Linked DNA regions of Homo sapiens: region 1 is linked to region 2. A link is an interaction called in ENCODE POLR2A ChIA-PET data of the cell type or tissue named here. Cell type or tissue: PC-9. All regions are shown on one strand. Links, peaks and the distances in the headings refer to the core of each region. The heading gives the core; the rest is flanking DNA. Region 1 overlaps DAB2 (DAB adaptor protein 2). Region 2 has its middle 23 kb from the start of LINC02104.

What was found. Peaks named below come from ENCODE experiments on the same cell type or tissue, not always from the same donor. Only the 100,000 strongest peaks of a DNase experiment are listed, where the experiment ranks them.
Region 1: POLR2A ChIA-PET joins it to region 2 with 8 read pairs; 11 of 35 experiments call an interaction of 5 or more read pairs at or near these places.

What each region holds. Positions count from the first base shown.
Region 1 is chr5:39,376,511-39,380,905 of GRCh38, forward strand. DAB2 (DAB adaptor protein 2) reads right to left here. Exons shown (of 15, transcript NM_001343.4): 12 at 140-772. Among named protein-coding and RNA genes, the nearest start is that of C9, 14 kb to the left of the region's middle. RefSeq lists an enhancer at 4,225-4,395. In PC-9, for the core only: no CTCF peak of the experiment used is centred there; no DNase peak of the experiment used is centred there.
Region 2 is chr5:39,541,142-39,545,536 of GRCh38, forward strand. No RefSeq gene overlaps it. Among named protein-coding and RNA genes, the nearest start is that of LINC02104, 23 kb to the left of the region's middle. In PC-9, for the core only: no CTCF peak of the experiment used is centred there; a DNase peak (open chromatin) is centred at 2,450; H3K27ac peaks cover 889 bases.

The sequences.
Region 1 (4,395 bases), core at 312-4,311, 160 kb before region 2:
TCCGTAACCCTTGATTACCAACAGAAGCAAGAGCAAAGCTGTTGGCGGGTGGGAGAGGGTTCATTTGGGGAACTCATTTAGGTCCATGTGGCAGTGGAGATAGTTGTTGGAACAGTAGGCAGAGTGGTGAGTGGCTTACCATTGATCTTGTTCAATAGTTGATTAGCATCAAAGTCATCATGGTCTGCATTCTCCTGAGGAATGCCAACCTTGCTGTTGAAATAACTGGCAAAGGCACTCAAAGTCCCAGAAGAAGTCTGCTCTCCCTTCCGCGCGGGCACAGCAGGTGGCTGCCGCAGTTGGAAATCCTTAAACATTTCTTTCACATCCTTGATCTCTTTATCCCCAAGTGGGTCTAAGGCAGTGAAGGCATCACTGGAGATGTCCTTGGGAGGGCCAGCTCTGGGAGGTGGCTGAGGAGGAGTGACCAGGAGAGAGGAGTGCATGGATGGGGGCTGAGTGGACACAGCAGGAGCTGGAAAAATATTGCTCTGAAAAGGATTCCCCAAAGGGCTTGTTGTTGACCAAGCATTGGGTGCCACAGATGCAGAAGGGCCCCAGACAACAGGCACTGGAGGGGGAGTTGAGGCTGCAAAGGGTGAAGGCTGGTTCCAACCTGAAACAGCTGGACTTGTACCAAAAATGACGGGCTGACTAAAACCTGAAGGTTGACCACCCATCATGGCTCCCGGAGCCATTGAAGGGGACTGATTGAAGACCAAAGATGCTGTGTTCCATGGTCCTGCCTGAGGGAGTGTGACAGTTACACCACCTGAAGTAAGAGGAAGAAAAATACTTATCAGGAGTCAAGCTTGAAGAAGATTCTTGAATTTCAGAGAGCACAACTCTCTGGAAAGCCTCTCCACAGCTAACACCTCCATTGAGCCCTGAGGCTGATATGGGAAGAATATGACAGATTAATCACTGTAAAAGTTAGCCAGCTAACACTGTATAGTGAGCATTCAAATGCTGGTTGCATTTTGAGGCCCATGTTCTTCCTACCATGTCTTTTTAACTTTCCTGATTAGAAGGGTAGTACGGTCCATAAGTATCTACTCATCAAAAAAATAAGCCCTTATCATACAGACACTAGTTGTCTGATACATCTCAAACAACTAGAACAGAGCCTGTTAATAGCAGGAACTTATTTAAGTGAATATATTTTTATGCATGAACCATGCTGATTATGATGTAGTTAATTAAGATAATCCATTGGACTCTCTGAGTCACAGATTTGATCTTTTCATTTGGCAACTGGCTCACGTCTGGAGTCTTATGGAAACCAGCAATCACACATGTGCACAAGACCTCAACATGCTTGCATCCTGAAGAAACCATTTCAAAGTTTCTTCACTTTTTATTGCTGCCAAGACTGATACAGCTATATACATAAAGGGAAGATAAAGTTTGGCCAATGCCAAGATAGTTTTAGACGTTTATATATAAAAATGGAAGAAAGGATGTTATCCTAGGAAGACTGTTTCAAATAAAAGTGCTTCCTGCCATGTGCCATTTGCTAAACCTTGCCAGAAGTTAGAACAGAGAATTTAAAAGAGGAGAGAGGACAATGGGAAACAAAAATCTTTCAAGGTAACTAATGGCCTGTGTTGGGGCATCTGATCTTTGTGGTGAATGGCTCCATCTCCTACGACCTTGCTATGTCATCAGGAATTCGTTAAATCGCCAGAATCCAGGCCTCTCCAATGATGGCCTCTGATTCTTGAGAGGCTCGCTCCCTGCATCTTGTTCTAATATACAGGGCACTGTCTTTCCTGCCTCTTTCCAAGTGCATTAATGATTCAGTTAAACTCACCGCTAAGAAGGAAACCTAAATTCAGCCTCATATCTATTAGTGGGTGATGCTTCGCTCTTGAAATCTACTTGCTTTGAGCTTTGGTGCATGGCATTCTTTAGTTATGAAAGTTTTCTTCAGACCTGGGTTAGGGACGTTTATGTTTCCAAGAGGGAATACTTTGAAAATGGTATTTAGGAGTGATGGAGCACAAGATTATATCTTCGAGCTTCTTAGTCTGAGACATTGGTATTACCTGACTCCATTCTCATCATGCATGCTGGCCATCTGGCCATGGGCACACATGGTGTACTCACAGAGAGTGGTGGGTTTCAGAACAGGCCATTTCACTTAATCAGCATGCTTTTTGGAGGTGAGGAAACTGGGTGCAAGAATATTCATTAAAATTGGGAAGGTCATAGTCTGGGATGGTAGAAACTGAAAATCAGGCACACTGGCTCTAAATCCGGCACCCCATTCTCCTGTTCTGCTTCCTTGGCAGCAAGGCATGGGGCAATTTTAATTTTCAAATGCTATGTTAATTCAAATACTTATTTCACGGATACAGAAATTAGACTTCATTTTCACTGAAGAATATACTCCTTTCATAACAAATCAAGAGAAAAGTTATATTCTACAATACAGGCTCTAAAAATGGGTTTAGTTTGAACAAAGTTGTTGCTTGTATTTTAAAACACATTCAATTAAATTGTATTAACAGAAGCCAGATCACTTGCTAATAATTTCCACCAGTTAGCTGTGCAAAAAGGAGGGTAGAATTTTATCATCTTTCATGTTGGACAACTTGTCTTCATTTAGGAAAATATCATATTAGTGAGAATGGTATTTGTAAAAGAGAAAAATATTAGGGCTGGGCGCAGTGGCTTACACCTGTAATCCCAGCACTTTGGGAAGCCAAAGTGGGAGGACCACTTGAGGCCAGGAGTTCAGAACCAACCTGGCCAACGTGGCGAAACCCTGTCTCTACTAACATACAAAAATTAGCTGGGTGTGGTGGCGCATGCCTGTAATCCCAGCTACTAGAGAGGCTGAGGCACTTAAACTTGGGAGGCAGAGGTTGCAGTGAGCTGAGACAGCACCACTGCACTCCAGCCTGGGTGACAGAGTGAGACTCTGTCTCAAAAAAAAAAAAAAAAAAAAAGGAGAGAAAAATATTACATTTGCCAGGAATTCAAGGCTTTCCCAGTATATACTTATACCAGTCTTCATTCCTACCCACCAAATCCCCACATTGTGTTTTAACACATTGAACACATTGAACACATTGACAAAGTAGGGGCAAGGAATAAGGAAAAAGGGGACATGGGTATAGAACATTAATTTTATTACCTTCTGAGGCTAGATTAAAATACAAGCAAGTTGAATCTGAGGGCTCAGCTTTCTACAATACCCTCTCCCCACCCCCCCAGTTCTCCAGGGGAGACAGTCCCCCAGCTGGGTCTAGCGGAAGCCAGACCTACAACCTTCCATGGTTTGGCTGAGGATCCCTGCTAGTGGACAGGGACTATACTGTAGAGCTCAGTTTGAGTCCCATGTCCAAACTTGGAACAATCATCAGTATTCTGCAGTTGTATACCCCAAGCCCTCAACAGGGGCACCTAGCCAAAAAGCTTCACTTCGTCTGAATAAATAAACAGTTATAGGGTCCAGCTGTATTTTCAGGCTGACTTGTTAAATATTGGCTGCAAAAATTCTTAAGGGCATTGATATCAGATAAAAAGCTCTGTGATGTGATCTCGCTGCAGACATTGCATTGCAAGCACTCTGGTCTTCTGTGAGGGAAGGGTACCAACCAGCTCCACTTGGGGGTGCAAGGAAAAGAGCAACGCAGAAAGGGGGAAGCCCCCAAGAGACATGAAGTCTTTAGAGAGAGCCTCTTGATGGGGTAAATGCGAGCAGAGACCTGGGACAAGCTGGCTTTTCATACCCTCACGGATTTCTGCCACTCAGCAGTTGAGTAACAGTCCTCCTCTGGCCACCCTATTCTAGATATGATTAAACAGATTTCTTGTAAAAGAACCAAACTATTTTCCTTTGTAGGAAAACAACAGAGACAGAGAGGAAAACAAAACAAGGATCCTGATGACTGACTGCAGGAGGCAGAGAAAGCCAGGATCCCTGGTCAGATTTTACCGAAGGAGAGGAGAGTCCTTCCTCGTCTACAGTCCTCCACCTCCCAAGCCAGAGTCCATTTGGAGTTTGTAGAGGTGCCAAGAGAAGAAAAATAGAGTCCATAGCAGGACAGCAAAAACTATTGTCAGGGTTTCTGAAAACTGTACCATGGAGTCTGAAAAGAACTATAGGCTATGGACTAAGAATAGCAAGGCCAGCCCTCAGTCAAGTGGACTTTCCCACTGTCCTACCACAGAGTGATCAGCGGCTCACACAAGCTAATGACACATTTAGGAATTAAGAGCGTCAATGCATACTAGCTGTCTGATAAAATTCCATCTCTTCCCTTATTTCTCTCTTTTTTCAACTTTGGCTTTCTAGGACTTATGTTCTAGCTTCAGTAAAACACTCAAGCTAGCCAAAATATTGGCAAGGAGCTCCTATGGCAGAAGTGCTCAGAGACTGATCAG
Region 2 (4,395 bases), core at 151-4,150:
CTCCATTTATGTAATAATTGAATATACAACTTAAACCTTTGCACCCTTAAACACTAAATATATGTCATGTGCAAATACATATGTGTATACATATGTTTTCTCTTCTATCGTCTAAGGTTATTTCAGAATGAAACTATGTCGTGTTCATTTTTGTTTTCCAAGAGCGGATAGTTCAGACTAAATGGAACAGAAAAATGTGAGAGATTGGATTTATTTTGTGGTGTTCCAGAGGACAGAATTTAGATTAGTGGGCAAAGTGGAGAACAAGATAGACTTGGCTTAATAAAAGGAAAGACTGAATGACGTTTTGAAATTTTAAAAATGGGATAGACTGTTATTGAAGACAATGAGTAACTGAAACTAGCCAAGTAATTTTTCTCCCTACGACTATTTAAGTTCCTAGCACTATACCAAGTATATAACATATAGTATCACATTTAGTCTTTATAATGTTCTAACAAATAGAGGCATTTTAGTCATCCCGGTTTTACTTGAAATGGTCAAGCAACTTGGCTCAGTATGCAGCTTGTAAATGACAGTGCAGGAATTAGAACTTGAGTCTGGGTAATGTTCGGCTCTAGATATTTAACCTGAATGCCTTACTGTGTAGGAGGGATTCTCACGTTGGGTAGAAAGTAAAAGTTACAAAGGTTGCAAAGGAATATAAAATACTAAAAATATGCAAATGACCTAAGTAGCTTCCTATGCTTTGAGTATAGTTGAGCAGGCCTGCTTTCAACAAAAGAGGGGAGAGATAGGCCCTTGAAAGAGAGAGAAACCAGTCTATAGTGAGGGGCTCAAGATAAAAGTCTTTTACTTCTTTTTACCTCCATTTATTCTAAGATCGAAATTATCCTTGATTCAGGATGACAACGGGTCAAAGATCATTGATAACCATATTCTGATGAGATCAACATCCAGTGGGGCTTTGGGTAGCTTCGAAGACTGCTTCAAATGTTGAGAGGACACATGAGCCCTTGGTCACTGGGCATGACTCATAGACTATGTCATTAATATCACCACGATTCTCAGCATATGCCTGAAGTACAGCAAGCACTTTATTAATCTTATCTCCTTTCTCCTGAGTTATCTTTGAGTCCATACATATTCTGAAGTAGTTTTTTATTAGAATTAACATATAAAAGAATCGTTTTTTATTTGATAATGTATTTTCTATGAATATAAGAACTAATACTGTACATTTATATGGTGAGCCACTGATCTAGTTCTTCACAAAAGGAGAATGACATATTTTTGAAAATCTTTTATTCTTGATGTATTTATTCAAGAAAATATACAATTAAGTAGCTATATGGGACTAAGATGTTGAGCAAAAAAAAAAATCCTATATGAACTTTCTCATCATATTTCAAGATGCTTGCTCTTTCAGCAAATAATCTGACTTGACATTGAAAAGCTCGGAGGACTGAGGGAGGTATTACCATCTCATTCTATTGTTTCTGTTAGTTATTTTGATAATCCACTCAGCATAAGTGAAGAAAGCTTTATTCAAGTGAACATCAACTTCACTTTCCATTGAACTGTGACCTTAAAAAACCAATCTCTTAACTTCCTTTGGGGAGACATATGACTGACTGCCTTGTCAGCAAGCTCCTTTTCCTGAATCTAAGTTATTTCCTTTCCTACAGAGAAAAATTGCTGTTATCACTTCCAACTGTTTTAGTAATGGCCCTTTTCATGTACAGTAAATGCTTTTTTTTAAGTGCATGTCTCTTCCTTTTTGCTTATTAGCTCAAAATTTGTTTATCCTAAAGAAAAATGTAAGGATATAAGCACATTTCATGTTCTTTGGAAAAATCAGCATTTACACAGATTTCCGACACAAAAGACAGCTAAGAGTTCTCCAAAAAGTCTATTTTAAAACATACATTTCAAATATCTAAACACAAGAGAAGCATGGTCTAGTTAAATCCAGCATCACCCAAATACTTCCCAATTTCTTTATCTTATGAGTTTTTTTTTTTTCAGTTTTTATTCTATGTGGCTTTTCTCTAACACTTCACACTGGAACTGCTTCAGTCGGGCTGGACATTTCCTCTTTCCTTGGCTTTTGAGACACTGGTCCATCCTGATTTTTTTCTCTTGATATCTTTATCTCCAGCTTCTTCACTACCTCCTCTCCATCCTTTTTCAGTTCTTTAAGTGCTCTGTCCCAAGCTCCCTGCTCCCTTTACATACTCTAACTGGACATTCTCTCGTGCACTCACCTAGCTTCAAGCCTCCTCTATTCACTGATTGTTCCCTCATTTAGCCAGTCTGCTTTGAACTCCAGGCCCAAATGACTCCTGGGAAGCTCCTCCTAGATGTTCTTCATCACCTTAAAGTATTGCATCTCCAAATGAACTCATTCTCTTCTTCTCAGCCAGTTCTTCCTGTGTTTCCTATCTCAGCAAGAATATCTGCATATCTTACACGTCCAGACACCAAAGCTTAAAATCCCTTAGTCATTCTCAATTTAATTCTACTATTAAAGATTTCTCATCTCTGTTCCTTCTCTTCCTTCCTCATTGTTATATACTGAGTTCATGCACTCACCAGCTCTCCAGATCATGTCGTCTCCCAACTCCCTAGTTGCTCATCTATTTCATATTGATATTGAGACTTACTGTTAAAATGGTATTCCATGCATCATTATTTCACTTTAAAACCTTTAACAATTCTCCATTTTATATACAGAAAAATTCCAAACTCCTTAACCGGTTTGGAATTTCCCATTTTCAATTGGAATTTTCACTCCTTACCAGTTAAGGAGCTTGGAATTTGAATCAATTGATTTGGTGAGGCCCAGCCCTCACTATATTCTCACCACCCCGCTGACAGAGGCATAGGCATTAACTGCCTCACAATCTTTGTATCTTTTTGTCTTTGCTCATGCCATTATTATCTCTACTTGATATTATTTCCTCTATTTTTTTTTCCTGCCCGATGATCGATGCCATTCATTTTTTAAGAGCCCTTTCAAATGCCATCTCTTCTTTAAGTCTACCTTGCCTTCTCCAGCTTTGTATGTTCTCCCTCTGCCCTGACTGCCCTCAGCCCCTACCTTCACACTGGCATCCACAGTCCTGGATTTTAAATACTATACAGTAGGAAATGGCATTTAGAGAGCAGGGAATACATTTTCTTCTTCTCTGAATTATAAGAGTCTATCATTTTGTTCAACTTGTGGTAGGCATTTAGTTCTTATTTGCTAAATATGTTGAATTAATGGATGATGATGAAAAAATCTTAACAGCGGCCCAACTGAGGCCAAATACCTATTCTAAATATCCGTATGTTATCTGTATTTTTTTTTTTTTCTTCCAAGGAACTTTGTTTACCTTCCACATGTAAGAAGCTCTTAGTGGGACTTCTGAGGTTGGTAATTAGGACCAAGGCTGAGGACAGGAAAGTATTTAATATCTGAACTGACAGTCACCAGAGTCAGAGCCAAAGCTTCTTAAGAGGTGATGGATGCAGCAAACTGCTGCCAGCCTCCGTCTTCTATATAATAAGACTGGGAACAAGACAGAGAGGAGCAGATCCAAGGGTCATTAGAATGCGGTGCGTTTGAGATAAGAGGAAATTCCCTGCCTTCCCCAAGGGAGGGAAGGGAAATTAGAGTACCTGGTCTTTCTTCCTAAAACCTCCTGAGAGGCTCTAAGAGACTCATTTACAAAGGCTGTCATATAATTTAGTTACCTAATTGGACATCTGCTGAGGAAAAGGACTTGTGGATTTACCTCTTCATCATAGGAGCAGGGGAGAACAGTCTTGGAGAGAGAAGAGATGTAGGGGTAGTGTGGATTCACCCAGTTTCAGAGCCAAGACAGGTGATGCCTGAGGTTCAAGTGGATGCTACTTTGAATGTAGCTGGGCTTGTTCAACCTCCTTTCCAAGACAGATTCCCGGCAACACGAGGCCATGCACTATATGGCCAGCAGTGAGAGCTCAGGGGCTTGAAAAAGTTGGCTTAAAATCACTGAAGCTCCAAAAACTCATACCTTTATTCCCCAGAGCTAGAATTTGAAGGCCTGCCTTGCAGATGATATCAACAGCTAGGCTGTGCTGGCCAGAAAAACAGCAGGAACCAAGAGGGAAAGGTTATGATAGCAGCCTGCTAGCATTACACTCTTTCCTTTCCCTGTTCTACCTCTCAGCTCGATACCATGAAGAGGAATACAACAAGGGGAATGCAAGGTGATGGTGTACCTGAGGCAGACTCCTAATTAGAGAGGGTGCCCGTTCCTACTTGCACTGGGTAAAGTGGAAGAGGAAAGAAGGGGAGAATAAACTAATGTTTGATGTTTTAAATTGGACTAAGCCTTAATATCAGAAAGCAACTGGAAACTATGGAGCTACCTTAGATGCCAGAGGAGAATGAAGTGTTGGTAT